3 separate regions of the Homo sapiens genome follow, and regions 1 and 2 are each linked to region 3. A link is a loop called in an ENCODE intact Hi-C map of the cell type or tissue named here. Cell type or tissue: ovary. All regions are shown on one strand. Region 1 holds the start of LAT (linker for activation of T cells). Region 2 holds the start of C16orf92 (chromosome 16 open reading frame 92). Region 3 has its middle 17 kb from the start of C16orf54.

Region 1 (5,000 bases), 740 kb after region 3:
CTAAAGAATCCCGGACATTGAGGAAAGCCCAGAGGATGTGACCAGGCAGGATGAGACCATGAGGAAGGGAGAAAACCAGCTCAAAGGAAACAGGGCAGTGCAGGAAGCAGAAGAAAACTGACACACACAGACACACAAGACAGCCTCTAATTAACATCCTTAGAGATGTTTCATCCATGAAACAAGAACAGGAGGCTATAAAAAAAGAACAGCCAGAGAACGAGAAAGAGCTTCTGGATAGGAGAAATAAAATTGCAGTGGAAGGGTTGAAGAATACAGACAAGGAAATCTCCCAGATGATAAAGGAAAGGACACAGAGATAGGAAAGAAGAGAGAGAAAGCTGAGAAAATCAGAAGAACAGGGCCGGGCATGGTGGCTCACGCCTATAATCCCAAGCACTTTGGGAGCCCGAGGTGGGAGGATCACTTGAGCCCAGGAGTTTAAGGCCAGCCTGGGCAACATAGTGAGACCATCTCTACAAAAAAAATTTTTTAAATAAGCTAGGTGTGGTGGCATGCGCCTGTGGTCTCAGCTACTTGGGAGGCTGAGGCCGAGTAGCCTACTTGGGAGGATCACTGGAGCCCAGGAGTTCAAGGCTGCAGCGAGCTACAATGGCACCACTGCACTCCAGCCTATCCCTAAAAAAATTTAAAAATAAAAACAAATGCCTGACTCACTGGAGAAGGCACTGTCTCGGATGCCAGGGGTGCTGAGTGCAGGAGCTGATGGGGCAGCAGTGCTAGTGGCCGGGGTGCTGTCAGGAAGCACCACCCTGAAAGGAAGTGAAAAGGGCCGGTGAGCAAGGGGGGACGCACAGCCTCAGCCCTCACCTCCCACCTCCCACCTGGCCACTCACAGGTAGCCTGGGTTGTGATAGTCGTCCTCATCCTCATCCGCATCCTCACAGGCTGGTTCTGGGGGTAACGACACAGGGGTCAGCCTAGTCCAGGACGGACCCCAGACTCCCCACCCAGCCTGGGCACCTCGGATCCCAGACGCACCCTCGTTCTCGTAGCTCGCCACACTGTTGGCTTCAAAGAGAGGGTGAGAGGGAGACTAAGTCAGCTCAGGCCAGGCCTATCTTCTTCCCAGCCCCCGCCGCCTGAACCCTTCCCCACACTTACCACCATCAGAATCCCGCCGGGAAGATGGCGTCCGGTGGGAGCCCCCAAGGGGCTGCGGGGATCTTCTGGGAGTCAAAGGTCAGGGGTCATGCCTGAGGTGGGGCTCAGGGGGCAACAGCAGTTGCAAAAGGGAAAGGGGCCCCCAATCCAAAAAAGTGAAGGGGTAGAGAGTGGAGTTTGGAGGGGGAGGGGCTGAGCTTTGGAGGGGCAGGGGCTGAGCAGCTACTCACGGGATGGGGAGCAGGTCTGGCTGGCTCAGGGGTGGGTAGGAGGTGACAGGTGGGTAGGCAGGTGGCCAGGGGGCAACCGTGTCTGAGGACACAGAACCAAGTTGAAAGAAGGACTCCGGACATCGTCAAGGCCTCAAAGAACAGACTAAGCCCCTGAAAGCCCCACACCCTGGACAGGCCTGGGGGAGCCATCTCCCCTCTCCCAGCTCAGGTCAAGGCCATGTGGGCAGCCCCAAGGTGGCAGGGGAAGTCTGAAGGTTCACGCTCACTCCCACACCAGGGGACCCTCTCCCTGGCACCCAAGGTAGGGGACCCTCCTTGTACTCACGAGGCCGTTTGAACTGGATGCCCCTTGGATACAAACTGGTAAAGGAGACACAGCTTGGGGATGGGGCTGGAAGATGGAGGATGGAAGCCCCAGCCCTGCCCCGCCATGGGGTGTGGAGGGAGACCCAGGGCGGCTGGGGCGGACTCACCTATCTGAGGATGTGCTGTCGTAGGAGCCTGGGAAAGAGAGGGCTGGTGAGGCAGGAACAGGGGGTGCTTAGGGCAGAAGGTGCTGGGATCCAGGGACTCTCAGAGGCGCTGGGATCAGGACGGAGGCAGGGACAGAGCCAGGACAGACACAGGGGCTGGGAGTGGATGAGGATCCCGTCGGTGTCCCTGGGCCCTGGGTACCCCCACCAGTTTCCCACTCACCTGGCAGTCTGTGGCAGTGCACACACAGTGCCATCAACATGGCCAGGATGGGCAGCAGCAGGAGCCCCAGCACGCAGGGGACCAGGATGGCCTCCTCCATCTGCAGGGGAGCTCGGAGCAGGCTGGCTGCACCCCTAGGCCCCTCAAGGGCAGAGTCAAGGCCAGATGAAGATGGGGTGAGGACCGGACCCGGCAGGGAGCAGGGGGCAGGTAGGCACCAGGTGGCAGGGGAGCCCGGGAGGAGGCAGCTGTGCCCTCCCCGGGGCTCCCGGGATGGGTCCCCTCTTTTACTGGGCTGAGTGTGCGTCCAGCTGACTGTGGAAAGTCCCTGCTCCCAGGGTGGTCAGACCAGGGCCTGGGCTGAAGTCGGGGGATCCAGTTACCCCTGCGTCCCAGCCCTACCTGCCCCTCCTCGGCGCCCGCCTCTCCGTGCCCGCCCTCCCGCCCGCCTGCGGCAGGAAGCTGTGGTGAGCGCCGGGCGAGGGCAGGAAATCATCAAGCTCTCAGCCGGCTGCACCCGCCCCCTTCCCACCCCACCCGCCAGTGGGGAGGGGGCAGGAGGAGGCCCGGGAGCCACCCCAGGCACTCACCAAGGGTCTGCTGGCCCCCCCCAAGACGGGGACAGCCACCTGCCAGCTGGCAGCCGTGGCCTCCATATCCAGGACCCGGGGAGGCAGCGAGCAGGGAGGCCCTGACAGTGGGAATTCTGGGGTACAAAGGGCAGTGCCCACCCCCACCTCAGCCAGGCCTGTGAGGCAAGGGACAGGCTCCAGGGAAGCAGGGGCGTGACTCACGGTCACACTCAGCCAGCTCACTCGGAGAAGAGCAGTCCCCCATCTCAGTCGCCCAGCCCAGAAGGGCAGAGACTCACCCAGAGCCCTGAGGAATGACCCACAGTCTTCAGGAGCCCTGGGGTGAAGACGGGGTGCAAGATCAGAGGCCACCCAGAGAAAGACGAGAGCAGGCACCTGGGGTCTGGCTACAAATTTTATTCCGTTACAAATAGCACCGAGCCCTTGGGGCTGCCCCTGTGGAGAGGGATCCCCCTCCTGGACCCCCACCTCCTCCCCTGAGCTACCCAGGTAGTGTCTGGGAGCTGGCACACGGCCCAGGGTCCCTCTGGAAGCTGGGCCAGGCCAAGGGGTTAGGCCCAGGCCCTTCGTGGGGTGGGCCCAGGGCCAGCTGTGGCAGATGTGCAGGTAGGTGAGCGGCAGCCTCTCAGATGAGCACACTGGCCACGGGCACGCGGGTGGAGCGGCCCCGCTGGGGCACCACAATCCGGTCGTCTGTGGACCCTGCTTCGTGCAGCAGGCCTGAGGGGGGAGGGTCAGAGCCAGGGTGAGCTGGATGGACAGACAGACAAAGCCAGAGAAGGGCAAACAGGCAGCGGGAAATGGATGGGGCAGCCACAGAGCCACCCCAGGGGTGGATGCAGACAGACTGGAGGCCAAACAAGGGGAGGGCTGTGGACTGAGCTGCCAGGTGCACAGGAGTGGGCAGACAGATGGACAGACAGACAGGCAGATCAAGAAGCTGGGCCGGGCACAGCTCCTAACTGACCCTGCACGTGCAGCTGTGCCCGCCGGCGGTCGGCCTCAATGAAGATGGCGGTGCCCAGGAAGGCTGCGCCGCCCAGTGCCCCAACAAACGCGCAGAGCATGAGCGAGAACTGCAGAGCCCGGAACTCGGACAAGAAGGAGGGGGGCCAGTTCCGGCGCAGGCGGTCAGAGATCTGCAGGGAGAGGAGACAGGAAAGCCAGGGGAGTCAGCCTCATGGATGAACCAGGGAGGGCACGCCCCTGAGCTCCAGGGAGAAAGACAAGTGGAGCCCAGGAAAGGGAAGGAGGTTTGAGCTAGATGCAGTGGCTCATGCCTATCATCCCAGCTACTCAGGAGGCTGAGGTGGGAGGATCGCTTGAGCCCAGGAGGTCGAGGCTGCAGTGAGCCATGATCGTGCCACTACACTGCAGCCTGGGCAACAGAGTGAGGTCTTGTCTCAGGAAGAAAAGAAAAGAGAAAAGAAAGGAGGAGTTTGGACCACCAGGGTGAGGTCCCTGGCCTTACTGGTAGAAATATTCAAAGACAAAATCTTTCTCCTCCAGTTGACAATGGAAGGTGAGAAGTGCCCAGCACGCAGGACACAGACACTTCACTAGGGCCAGGCCTTCTGATCCAGCCCAGGCTCAGGACACCAGCCACCCCATGCCAGCCAAGAAATAATGCTCACCAGGCCAATGAGGTAGGGGCTCCCAGCATCACCCAGCAGGTGGGACAGCACGATCTGGAAGGCCTCGGCGGTGGAGCGTCGGGTAGGGATCACCACGTACTGTGGAGGAGTTGGTGGAGCTCAGTGGATGCTCTGGGCTCCAGGGGGCAGGAGGCAGGGGGCCAGGAGACCACCAAGGATCCGCCTAGGCCGGGGTCAGAGGTGTGCCTGGGGTTGAGGTCGCAGGGCAGGCCGGGGGTCTGCTACAGATGTTATTTATTGCAGAAGGTAGGTTGAGGCTGGGCTTTGAGGGGTAGAGGCAACACTCCTGACCCCAACTCTGCTCTCATCAGCCTCTGCGCTGACCCTGGAGCTGCCCAGCAACTCACCAGCAGAATGTCGGCCACGATGGCCCAGTTCATGGACAGGAGGGTCTCTCCAATGAAGATGAAAATCTGGGGGAAGAGAGGGTCGGGGGTTCATGACAGTAAGGGCTAACACATGGAAAGTTGACCATGTTCCCAGCTCATCTATTAACTAATTTAATCCTCATCACACCCCAGTGAGACAGGTGCTACTAATATCCCCATTTTACACATGATGAAACTGAGCACAGAGAGGTTAAGTCACTTGTCCAATGTCACACAGCTGGGAAGAGCCAGAGCTGTGATTCAAAACCAGGCATTCCACCTCGAGTGGCCATTACGCTGACTGCTCCTCCACCCTGGACCCACGCCATC
Region 2 (5,000 bases), 290 kb before region 3:
TGCCATGTCCCTGGTGCTACTGACCTCTCAAGGCTTCCTCCAATCTGGGGTCGGGGGACCCTGGGAGGTGCTTTACAGACCGCTAATAAAAGACGATCTGCGTGAACGCCACCAAGGCCCTTGCCACCAAGTTCTTTGGGGCTGGGAAGGGAGGAGGTGGGGGGCTTGGGCCATGGGAAACAGAGGGGACAGGATCCCCAGCTGCTCGCTGGGCAGTCAGGGAGGAGGAAAGCAGGGAACTTTTGCTCATCAACAGGAGAGGAGGTGGGTGTGGGTGCTCAGGTTGAGTCCAGAGCCCTTGTCCGGCTCTTTAGGCCCCTTTCTGGAAGTTTCTGTGGGGCATGGAGATCAGAGGGGAGAGGTCACAGCCTGCCCCGCTAGAACTGGGGTCTTCAGCCGCTCCCAAGGAAGGTGGTGGTGGGTGGGGTTGGAGAAAGGGGGCAGGCCTTACATGTGGGTGCAGAACTGGAAAAGGAGAAAGAAGAACGCCACCACCAGCAAGCCCACCAGGATGTGATGGAAGAGCCCGGGGCTGGAACCTGCTAGACAAACAGGACCCTTAACTCCCCTCTGATGGCCCAATGAAGGGTCTGGGGCTGCTCTCCTCCAGACCCTGGCGGGGAGGGAGGTCCCTTCTCAAGCTGGTTCATACCTGAGTTAATGAACACGATGGGTTTCTCTCCAATAAACTGGGCCACAGCCAGCAGCCTGGCTTGGTCTGAGTCCGGATAATCGAAGAAGTCAGGTCTGTCTAAGAAGCGCGGAGACTCTGTCCCCAGGGCTGACGCCGTGGCACGCTTGGGTCTGGGTGCTAGGACCCAAGCAAACTCTGTGACAACAGCCAAGCTGACCCCTGCCTTTATCTCTCGAGGCGGAAGCTGACTTGGGACCCTGTGAGACCACCCAGCCTTATTGCAGAGGCTGTGGAGGGTCTTGATTTCCCTCAGGGTCAGCTGGGTGCACCACGACAAGGCTCGCGGTTGTTGGGGGGTAGGTGGGACCAGCAGGATGGGAGAGAAGAGTGGAGAGAAAATGAGAGGGTGCAGGGTTGGCTTCCGAGTCCCTAAGTGGGCATCACACTTTATGCTCCCAGAGCTGCCTGCCTTCCTGCTGCTCCCAAGACAGCTTCTTACCAGTTTCTATGGCCCCTAGTGCAGCCAGCCACACCCACACCAGCACCCATGGCCACAGCCTCATGACTCCTATCATGAGGTGGGGGCTCTGTGATGTCACAGCCCAGAGCTGTTCTGATGGCACTTTGGGGTGAGGGGAGAAAGTGCTAGGAGCTGGGACCCCTCCCCCATCCCTCACTCTCATCAGAAGAGGAGAGGAGAAGAGAGGTTGGGACCAGTCTTCACCCCCTGGAATGTCGCTGATGATAAAACCATAATGGTGGCAGCCCCAGCATTTACAAAGAGGAGGGATGCGGCACGGCCATCTTGCTGAAAGCCCGAACTAAAGGAAGCTGTGTTTGGACAACAGGCACAATTTGGGGTGGTGGCACAGGGCCACACACCTCCGGTTACCCCTTGGATCAACCACAGGTAACATTTGTTTTATTTATTTTCATTTTTTTGGAGACAGGGTCTCTGTCTGTCACCCAGGTGGGAATGCAGTGGCGCCATCTTGGCTCTCTACAGCCTCTGCCTCCTGGGTTCAAGTGATTCTCTTGCCTCAGCCTCCTGAGTATCTGGGATTACAGCTTTGGATAAATCCCTTCCTTTTATCTGTCTGCCACCACACCCGGCTAATTTTTGTATTTTTAGTAGAGACAGGGTTTCACTATGTTGGTCAGGCTGGTCTTGAACTCCTCACCTCAGGTGATCTGTTCGCCTCGGCCTCCCAAAGCGCCCGGCCTATTTTATGTATTTTCAGAGACAGGGTCTCACTCTGTCACCCAGGCTGGAGTACAGTGGTATGATTACTGCAGCCTTGAACTCCTGGCCTCAAGTGATCCTCCCACATCAGCCTCCTGAGTAGCTGGGACCACAGGCATGTGCCACCATGCCCGGCTAATTTTTGCATTTTTTGTAGAAATGAGGGCTTGCTATGTTGCCCAGGCTGGTTTCGAACTTCTGGCCTCAGGTGATCCTCCAGCTTCGGCCTCCCAAAGTGCTGGGATTACAGGCATGAGCCACCATGCCCAGCAGGTAGCATTTATTGAACACCTATTACTATGCTGGCTGGACCCCATTTATGGCCAAGTACCTTGCACAAATTTGTTCATTTGCTCTTGCACTGACCCTCAGAGGCAGGTACTCTTTTTTTTTTTTTTTTTTTTTTTTTTTTTTGAGATGGAGTTTCACTCTGTCCGCCAGGCTGGAGTGCAGACGCACAATCTCAGCTCACTGCAACCTCCACCTCCTGGGTTCAAGCGATTCTCCTGCCTCAGCCTCCTGGAGTGGGATTACAGGCGCGCACCATCACTGTTCGGCTGATTTTTGTACTTTTAGTAGAGATGGGGTTTCACCATGTTGGCCAGGCTGGTCTTGAACTCCTGAACTCGGATGATCCGCCTGCCTCGGCCTCCCAAAGTGTTGGGATTACAGGCGTGAGCCACCAAGCCCAGCCCAGAGGCAGGTACTCTTGCCTCCCTTATACACGGGAGGAAATCACGGCACAGAGGGGAAAAGTAGTGTGGGCAATGCACACTTCCTGGGGGGGGGGTTCCTCTCTGAGGCTCCCCCTTGCATCCTATCCGCAGATCCAGGGGCACAGGGCTCTCTCCGTCCTCCCCCGCCCCCTCCTTAGTGCTCAGCCGGGAACGACCCTGGGGTTAGGAACCGAGAGGAGTAGCAGGCGTCTCCCACTAGGTGGCAGCAGCGGCCGCGCCTGAGTCCACGCTCCCACCCTAGGAAAGGCGCAGCGGGGCGGACTCCCGGGCCTCCTCCCGCCTCTTCCACAGGTTGCATCCGCGGCTGCAGGAAAACGGATGGCTGGGAATGGCCGTCGGGGGTTGGTCAGAGGAAGTCCCTCGGCCCTTTCCGAGGCACATCTCTTGGCCATCCACGCGTCCTTCGCAGACTCCGCTCCCTGCACCTCCGTTTCCTCTTCTGTGGCCGGCGGCTCCCCCGTGGCCACCCCATCTCCCATCTCTGCCACCTCCCAACAGCCATTTCCACTCCTGCGGCCCCATCCCAGCTAAGGAGAGCGCCCTTCTGATTGGCAGGTGGGCCTGTCTGTCACGGGCATGTTCCATCCCACCCAAGCCCAAGGACACTCCAGGGTTTCCTTAGTTTCACAACGAAGGTGCGTGCTCAGCGGACTCTGCAGACCCAGTGCCGCGACTTCCCCTAAAGCCAGGCGTGTATCTGCGCGTGTGAGGTGCTCTGCCGCAACCCTATGCAGAGAGCAGGTGGGCTAGGACTCGGGGTACTTGCCATGAACCGCTTCGAGTTCCTAAACAAGTAAAAAGCCCAGAGAGAGAAAAAAAGGGGGCAGCGGGGCGGGGGTGGGGAAGGAGGGAAACGAATATCTATGGGACTGGCTCACGTGGGCTGCTTCCCCTGTGCTGCGCTGATGGCTTCCCTTTTTTTGAGACAGGATATTGCTCTATCTGTCACCCAGGCTGGAGTGCAGCCTCGACCTCCTGGGCTCAAGCGATCCTCTCACCTCAGCCTCCCAAGTAGCTGGGACCACAGGCGTGCACCACCACACCTGCCTATTTTTTGTTTTGTTTTGTTTTGTTTTTTAGATGGAGTCTCTGTCTGTTGCCCAGGCTGGAGTGCAGTGGCACGATCTTGGCTCACTGCAACCTCTGCCTCCTTGGTTCAAGCGATTCTCCTGCCTCAGCCTCCCGAGTAGCCAGGATCAAAAGCATATGCCACCATGCCTGGCTAATTTTTGTAGTTTTTTAAAGTAGAGACGGAATTTCATCATGTTGGCCAGTCTGGTCTCAAACTCCTGACCTCAAGTGATCTGCCCTCCGCGGCCTCCTAAAGTGCTGGGATTACAGGCGTGTGCGACTGCGCCCAGCCTACTTCTTTTTTTCTTTGCAGAGATGGAGTCTTGCTATGTTGCCCAGGCTGGTCTCAAACTCCTGGGCATAAGTGATTCTCCCACCCTGGCCTCCCAAAATGCTGGGATGACAGGTGTGAGCCGCCATGCAGATCACTTCTAAGAAAAAGGAAGGGATTTATCCAAAGCCACAAGGCATGTGAGAGGCAGCAGAAGGGACTCAGTAATGTGGTTTTTGGGCCAGGCGCGGTGCTCACACCTATGATCCCAGCACTTTGGGAGGCCAAGATGGGTGGATCACTTGAGGCCAGGAGTTCGAGACCAGCCTGCCCAACATGATGAAATCTCCTCTCTACTAAAAATCCAAAAAAAGGCTGGGCGCGGTGGCTCACACCTATAATCCCAGCACTTTGGGAGGCCGAGGCAAGTGGATCACCTGAGGTCAGGAGTTCAAGACCAGCCTGACCAATATGGTGAAACCACGTCTCTACTAAAAATACAAAAATAAGCCGGGTGCGGTAGCATGCGCCTGTAGCCCCAGCTACTCGGGAGGCTGAGACAGGAGAACTGCTTGAACACAAGAGGCAGAGGTTGCGGTGAGCCTAAATTGCGCCACTGCACTCCAGCCTGGGTGACAGGGTGAAATTTCATCTCAAAAAGAAAAAGAAAAAAAAAAAGATTAACTAGGCATGGTGGTACGTGCCTATAGTCCCAGCTACTCAGGAATCTGAGGCAGGAGAATCACTTGAGCCCGGTAGGTGGAGGTTGCAGTGAGCCAAGATCGCACCACTGCACTCCAGCCTGGGTGACACTCGAGACTCTGTCTCAATAAATAAATAACCTGGTTCCCGACGCTGGGCCAGGGCTCGTGCCCCAGGCCCACAGGCAACTGCTCCTTGAGGTTAGCTGGGAGAAGGGACACAGAACCTATGGCCTTTGGGGTTGACTTTCTTTTGTTTCCTCAAATGCTTCAAAAACATTAAGCTATCTCTACTAGTAAAGGCCATTTTGACCCAAACAATGCATTATCCATTCACCCATTT
Region 3 (5,000 bases):
GATGTGAGGGCGATCTGGCTGCAACATGTTACCCCACTGATCGCCAGGGTTGATTCAGCTGACCTGGCTGGCTAGGTGGGTGTCCCCTTCCTCCCTCACTACTCCATGTGCAACCTCCTGAAGCTGTGCACTCCGTTAAAGAGGACAACCATCCCCGATAGACAAGGACCAGTCTTCGGTCAAGGGCATACAAGTAGCTGTGCTCCCCTGCTAGACCCTCCCAACAAGCTCTCAAGACTGCTGTCTGCCAATCTGTATCCAGAGTTGGAAAAAAGAAAGAAAAAAAAGAACTTGTCCCAGAGTGTTCCTTACTGAGTTATAAATTAGTTGTAATTTGGAAAGGGAACATTCTGTGGTAGATAGTGATTGAAAATTCAAAGATCAAAATATTAAAGGATGTATATTCTGAGAAAACTTGCATTCACATTGTAGTTTTACTTTTGTTTTTGTTTGTTTTGAGACAGGATCTTGCTCTGTCGCCCAGGCTGGAGTGCAGCGGTGCGATCTTGGCTCACTGCAGCCTTGACCTCGTGTGCTCAAGCAATTCTCCCATCTCAGCTGGGACCACAGGTGCACGAAACCATGCCCCAGTAATTTTTAATTTTTTGTAGAGATGAGTGTCTCACTGTGTCACACAGGTTGGTCTTGAACTCCTGAGATCAAGCGATCCTCCCATCTCAGCTGCACAAATTACTGGGATTACACGCCTGGCCCAGAACAAATTTTAAAAAAAGTTATGTGTGTTTTTCAATATCTCATGACGCAACACTACAGAACAACATATATATATATGTATATATATATAAATCTATCTCCCTATAAAAGCCAAACAAGACAAGCCTGGGCCACATGTGGCTCATGATCTGTCAGCTGGAGGTGTCTTCTTTTTTTTTTTTTTTTGGAGACAGAGTCTTGCTCTGTCACCCAGGCTAGAGTGCAGTGGCGTGATCTCGGCTCACTGCAACCTCCACCTCCCAGGTTCAAGTGATTCCCCTGCCTCAGCTTCCTGAGTAGCTGGGATTACAGGTACTCGCCACCTTGCCTGGCTAATTTTTGTATTTTTATGTTTTAATATTTTATTTATTTATTTATTTATTTTGAGATGGAGTCTCACACTGCCGCCCAGGCTGGAGTGCAGTGGTACGACCTTGTCTCACTGCAACCTCCACCTCCTGGGTTCAAGCGATTCTCCTGCCTCAGCCTTCTGAGTAGCTGGGACTACAGGTGTGTGCCACCACGCTTGGCTAACTTTTTGTATTTTTGAGACGGGGTTTCACCGTGTTAGCTAGGATGGTCTTGATCTCCTGACCTCATGATCCACCCACCTTGGCCTCCCAAAGTGCTGGGATTACAGGCGTGAGCTACCATGCCTGGCCAATTTTGGTATTTTTAGTAGAGACGGGGTTTCACCATCTTGGCCAGGCTCGAACTCCTGACCTCGTGATCCAGCTGCCTCGGCCTCCCAAAGTACTGGGATTAAGGCATGAGCCACCGCACCCGGCCTGTTGGCGGTATCTTCTAAGCACAACTGGGGGCGGTCATGGCATTCAAGACCAGCCTGGGCAACGTGATGAAACCCCTTCTCTACAAAAAATACAAAAATTATCTGGGTGTGGTGGCAGGTGCCTGTAATCCCAGCTACTTGGGAGGCTGAGGCAGGAGAATCGTTTGAACCTGGGAGGTGGAGGTTGCACTCCAGCCTGGGCAACAGAGCAAGACTCCGTCTCAAAAAAAATAAATAAATAAAATAAATAAACATAATTGAACAAGCTCCCTTGGAAGTTCCCTGAAGTGGCTGTAGAGGGACCCTCCTTATCTTGGCCTTTGGTGGTGAGAGCTGGGGAGCCTGTACTCAGATGGCCTTAAATCAGGGTGTCTCTCCGACCTATGTGCTATTAACATGTTGGGACAGCTGATTCTTAATCGTTGAGAGGCTCTCCTGCATGTCCTAGGATACTTAGTGGCATTTCTGGCCTCTATCCACTAGGTGTCAGAAGGATCCCCCTAGCTGCCATAACCAAAAATATCTCCCGACATTCCCAAATGTCCTCTGGGTGGGGAGAAGGGAACAAAACCCACCTAACTGAATGAAGCATTTTAACCAATTAACAGACCTGCCCGCGGAGCCTGCAGCCAGTTCAGGAAAAGGCCTCCTGTGGAACCAGACTCACCCGGCTGCAGGGAGATCCACATGGGTCTCCTCTTCATTTCGGTGCCACCAGAGAGGATTAAGATGAATAGCAGATGGTTGGGTGCAGTGGCTTACTGGGAGGCTGAGGAGGGTGGATCACCTGAGGTCTGGAATTCGAGACCAGCCTGGCCAACATGGTGAAACCCCATCTCTAGTAAAAATATAAAATTAGCCGGGCATGGTGGCACATGACTGTAATCCCAGCTACTCGGGAGGCTGAGGCACGAAAATTGCGTGAACCTAGGAGGCAGAGGTTGCAGTGAGCCAAGATCACTGGGCTGCAGGTGGCACTCCAGCCTGGGCAACAAGAGCAAAACTCCATCTCAAAAAAAAAAAAAAAAAAAAAAAAAAAGCCTGGGCGCAATGGCTCATGCCTGTAATCCCAGCACTTTGGAAGGCTAAGGCGGGTGGATCATGAGGTCAGGAGATCAAGACCATCCTGGCTAACATGGTGAAACTCCATGTCTACTGAAAATACAAAAAAATTAGCCGGGCGTAGTGGCAGGCACCTGTAGTCCCAGCTACTCGGGAGGCTGAGGCAGAAGAATGGCGTGAACCCAGGAGCTGGAGCTTGCAGTGAGCTGAGATCACGCCACTGTGCTCCAGCCTGGGCAACAGAGCAAGACTCTGTCTCAAAAAAAAAAAAGAAAGGAAGAATAGCAGAACACTAGCCCTGGAGGAAAGGAATGAATAAGATAATGCACCACGAACCAAGAAGAGGCTTCCAGGAAGATGCTGCAATTGGAGAACAAGACAAAGTTCTGGAAGTCACAAATACGACGGACCAAATTTAAAAATCCATCACAGCCTGGGAAACATGGCAAAACCCCATCTCTACAAAAAATAAAATAATTAGCCGGGCATGGTGGAGTGCATCTGTACTCCCAGCTACTCAGGAGGCTGAGGTAGGAGGATCACTTGAGCCCAGGAGGTTGAGTCTGCAGTGAGCTGAGATTGCACCACTGCACTCCAGCCTGGGTGACAGAGTGAGACCATGTCTCAAAAATTAATTAATTAATTAAGTTAAATAAAAAATTAATCAAAGGAAGGTACGGGTGGAAAAGTTTTGAAACACCTCTCAGGATGTAGAGCAAAATGCCAACAAAAAAGAAAGAAAAGAAAGGAAAATATGAAAGAAAAGAGATGGAGAATCAATTCAATCCATATTTGTTTAACAGAAGTTCCAGAAAGAGAGAACATAGCTGGACGTGATGGTATGGGCCTGTGGTCCCAGCTGCTCGTGAGGCTGGGGCAGGAGGATTGTTTGAGCCCGGGAGGTTGAGGCTACAGTGAGCCGTGATGGCACCACTGCACTCCATCCTGGGCAACACAGCATGACCTTGTCTCAAAAAACAAAAACAAAGAAAAAACTCAGAAAGAGAGAACAGAGAAAATGAAGGGGTGGGAACAACAAAAGAAGATTCCATTTGATTGAGAGATATTTCAAGCAGAGGAGTCTCTGCAAGTGGTCCTCACCTCAGCGTCCCCTGGAATCACCTGAGGAGCTTTGAAACCACTGATCCCGAGATTCCTGCTTCCAGCCAAGATGGAGTCACGTGGGCTGGGTCCGCCCTCCTGTCTGAAACAATCACCACCACCACAGTGACAAAAACAGACCCAATACATGGAACAACAGTGTTCAAAACGCTGAACATCAAGCAATGAGAGAAAGTAACAAAAGCAATGAAATCCCAGAGAGAAAGGACATCAACAGTCCTTTTAGGACTGTGCAGTTTACTGCTTCGAGAGCGTTTCCAAAGTGTGGGGCAGGGCAAGGGGGATGTGGGTTGTTGCAGCCCAGAGGATTCGCAGAGTTGAGGAAATGGAGTGGCTGAGTCCGAGGAGACCACAGCAGCTAGAGCTTAGATAATGGAACACCTACAAGACAGAGGTGCACAGAGAGAGTACCCCAGAGGACTTCAGAGGATTCAGCAAAGAACTAATCAGCACATGTGTGTGAAGAAACTCTCCAAGGCCAGGGAAAGAACCAGCTGAAAGGATTCGAGGAAACAACGCCCAAGATTCACACGAGGTAGGGCCAGGACCTCTTCCCACTGGCCAGCTGGAAAAACTGATCATTCGCTAGGCATGGGGTAGAGTGCTCAGGAAGATCTTGTCTCAGTAATGGGGAATAATTAAACCTAGACTTCCGGTGCAGTGGCTCATGCCTGTAATCCCAGCACTGTGGGAGGCTGAGATGGGTGGATCACTTGAGGTCAGGACTTTGAGACCAGCCCAGGCAACACAGCAAGACCACATCTCTTAAAAAGGCCGGGCAGGCACGGTGGCTCACACCTGTAATCGCACTGTGGGAGGCCAAGGTGGGCAGATCACTTGAGGCCAGGAGTTCAAGAGCAGCCTGGCCAACAGGGTGTAACCCACTCTCTACTAAAAATACAAAAATTAGCCAGGCATGGTGGCGTGTGCCTCTAGTCCCAGCTACTCAGGAGGCTGAGGCAGGAGAATCAGTTGAACTCCAGAGGCAGAGGCTGCAGTGCACCAAAATGGCACAACTGCCCTCCAGCCTGGGCAACGGTGAGACTCTATCTAAAAAAAAAAAAAAAAAAAAAAAAATTAAGCCTACACTGAGCATTAATCTGGACCTGTCTAACAAATCATAAAGATTACACAAATATTTGGTGTTCTACAAGGTAAAATTTACAATGTCTGATAAGCAATCAAGGATTACCAAGCATAAGGAAAAAATTAACAGAATGAAGTAATAACTTACAGATTGGGAGAAAACATTTGTAAGCAATACATCCAATAAGGTGTTAATACCCAAAATATATAAGAAACTCAAAAAACT

The links. Hi-C counts contacts between places; a loop is a spot of excess contacts. Peaks named below come from ENCODE experiments on the same cell type or tissue, not always from the same donor. Only the 100,000 strongest peaks of a DNase experiment are listed, where the experiment ranks them.
Region 1: a loop joins it to region 3, with 2.7 times the contacts of the local background. A loop is called at or near these places in 3 of 110 quality-filtered maps.
Region 2: a loop joins it to region 3, with 2.8 times the contacts of the local background. A loop is called at or near these places in 2 of 110 quality-filtered maps.

Annotation. Positions count from the first base shown.
Region 1 is chr16:28,982,572-28,987,571 of GRCh38, reverse strand. SPNS1 (SPNS lysolipid transporter 1, lysophospholipid) reads right to left here. Exons shown (of 12, transcript NM_032038.3): 9 at 4,650-4,715; 10 at 4,282-4,380; 11 at 3,615-3,786; 12 at 3,029-3,367. The coding sequence ends at 3,273. It overlaps LAT (linker for activation of T cells), which reads right to left and starts at 2,520. Exons shown (of 12, transcript NM_001014987.2): 1 at 2,055-2,520; 2 at 1,832-1,859; 3 at 1,684-1,718; 4 at 1,356-1,437; 5 at 1,126-1,190; 6 at 1,003-1,032; 7 at 858-915; 8 at 679-773. The coding sequence starts at 2,154. RefSeq lists silencers at 2,400-2,459, 2,480-2,759. In ovary, no CTCF peak of the experiment used is centred here; a DNase peak (open chromatin) is centred at 2,502.
Region 2 is chr16:30,019,538-30,024,537 of GRCh38, reverse strand. It overlaps C16orf92 (chromosome 16 open reading frame 92), which reads right to left and starts at 1,340. Exons shown (of 4, transcript NM_001109659.2): 1 at 1,134-1,340; 2 at 653-811; 3 at 452-539; 4 at 1-332. The coding sequence starts at 1,197. The coding sequence ends at 311. TLCD3B (TLC domain containing 3B) reads left to right here. Exons shown (of 5, transcript NM_031478.6): 5 at 1-111. It also overlaps a transcript of DOC2A not described here. In ovary, a CTCF peak has its summit at 2,818 (motif pointing right); DNase peaks (open chromatin) are centred at 2,847 and 3,167; H3K4me3 peaks cover 647 bases.
Region 3 is chr16:29,726,404-29,731,403 of GRCh38, reverse strand. It overlaps the pseudogene RN7SKP127. Among named protein-coding and RNA genes, the nearest start is that of C16orf54, 17 kb to the left of the region's middle. In ovary, a CTCF peak has its summit at 1,998 (motif pointing right); no DNase peak of the experiment used is centred here.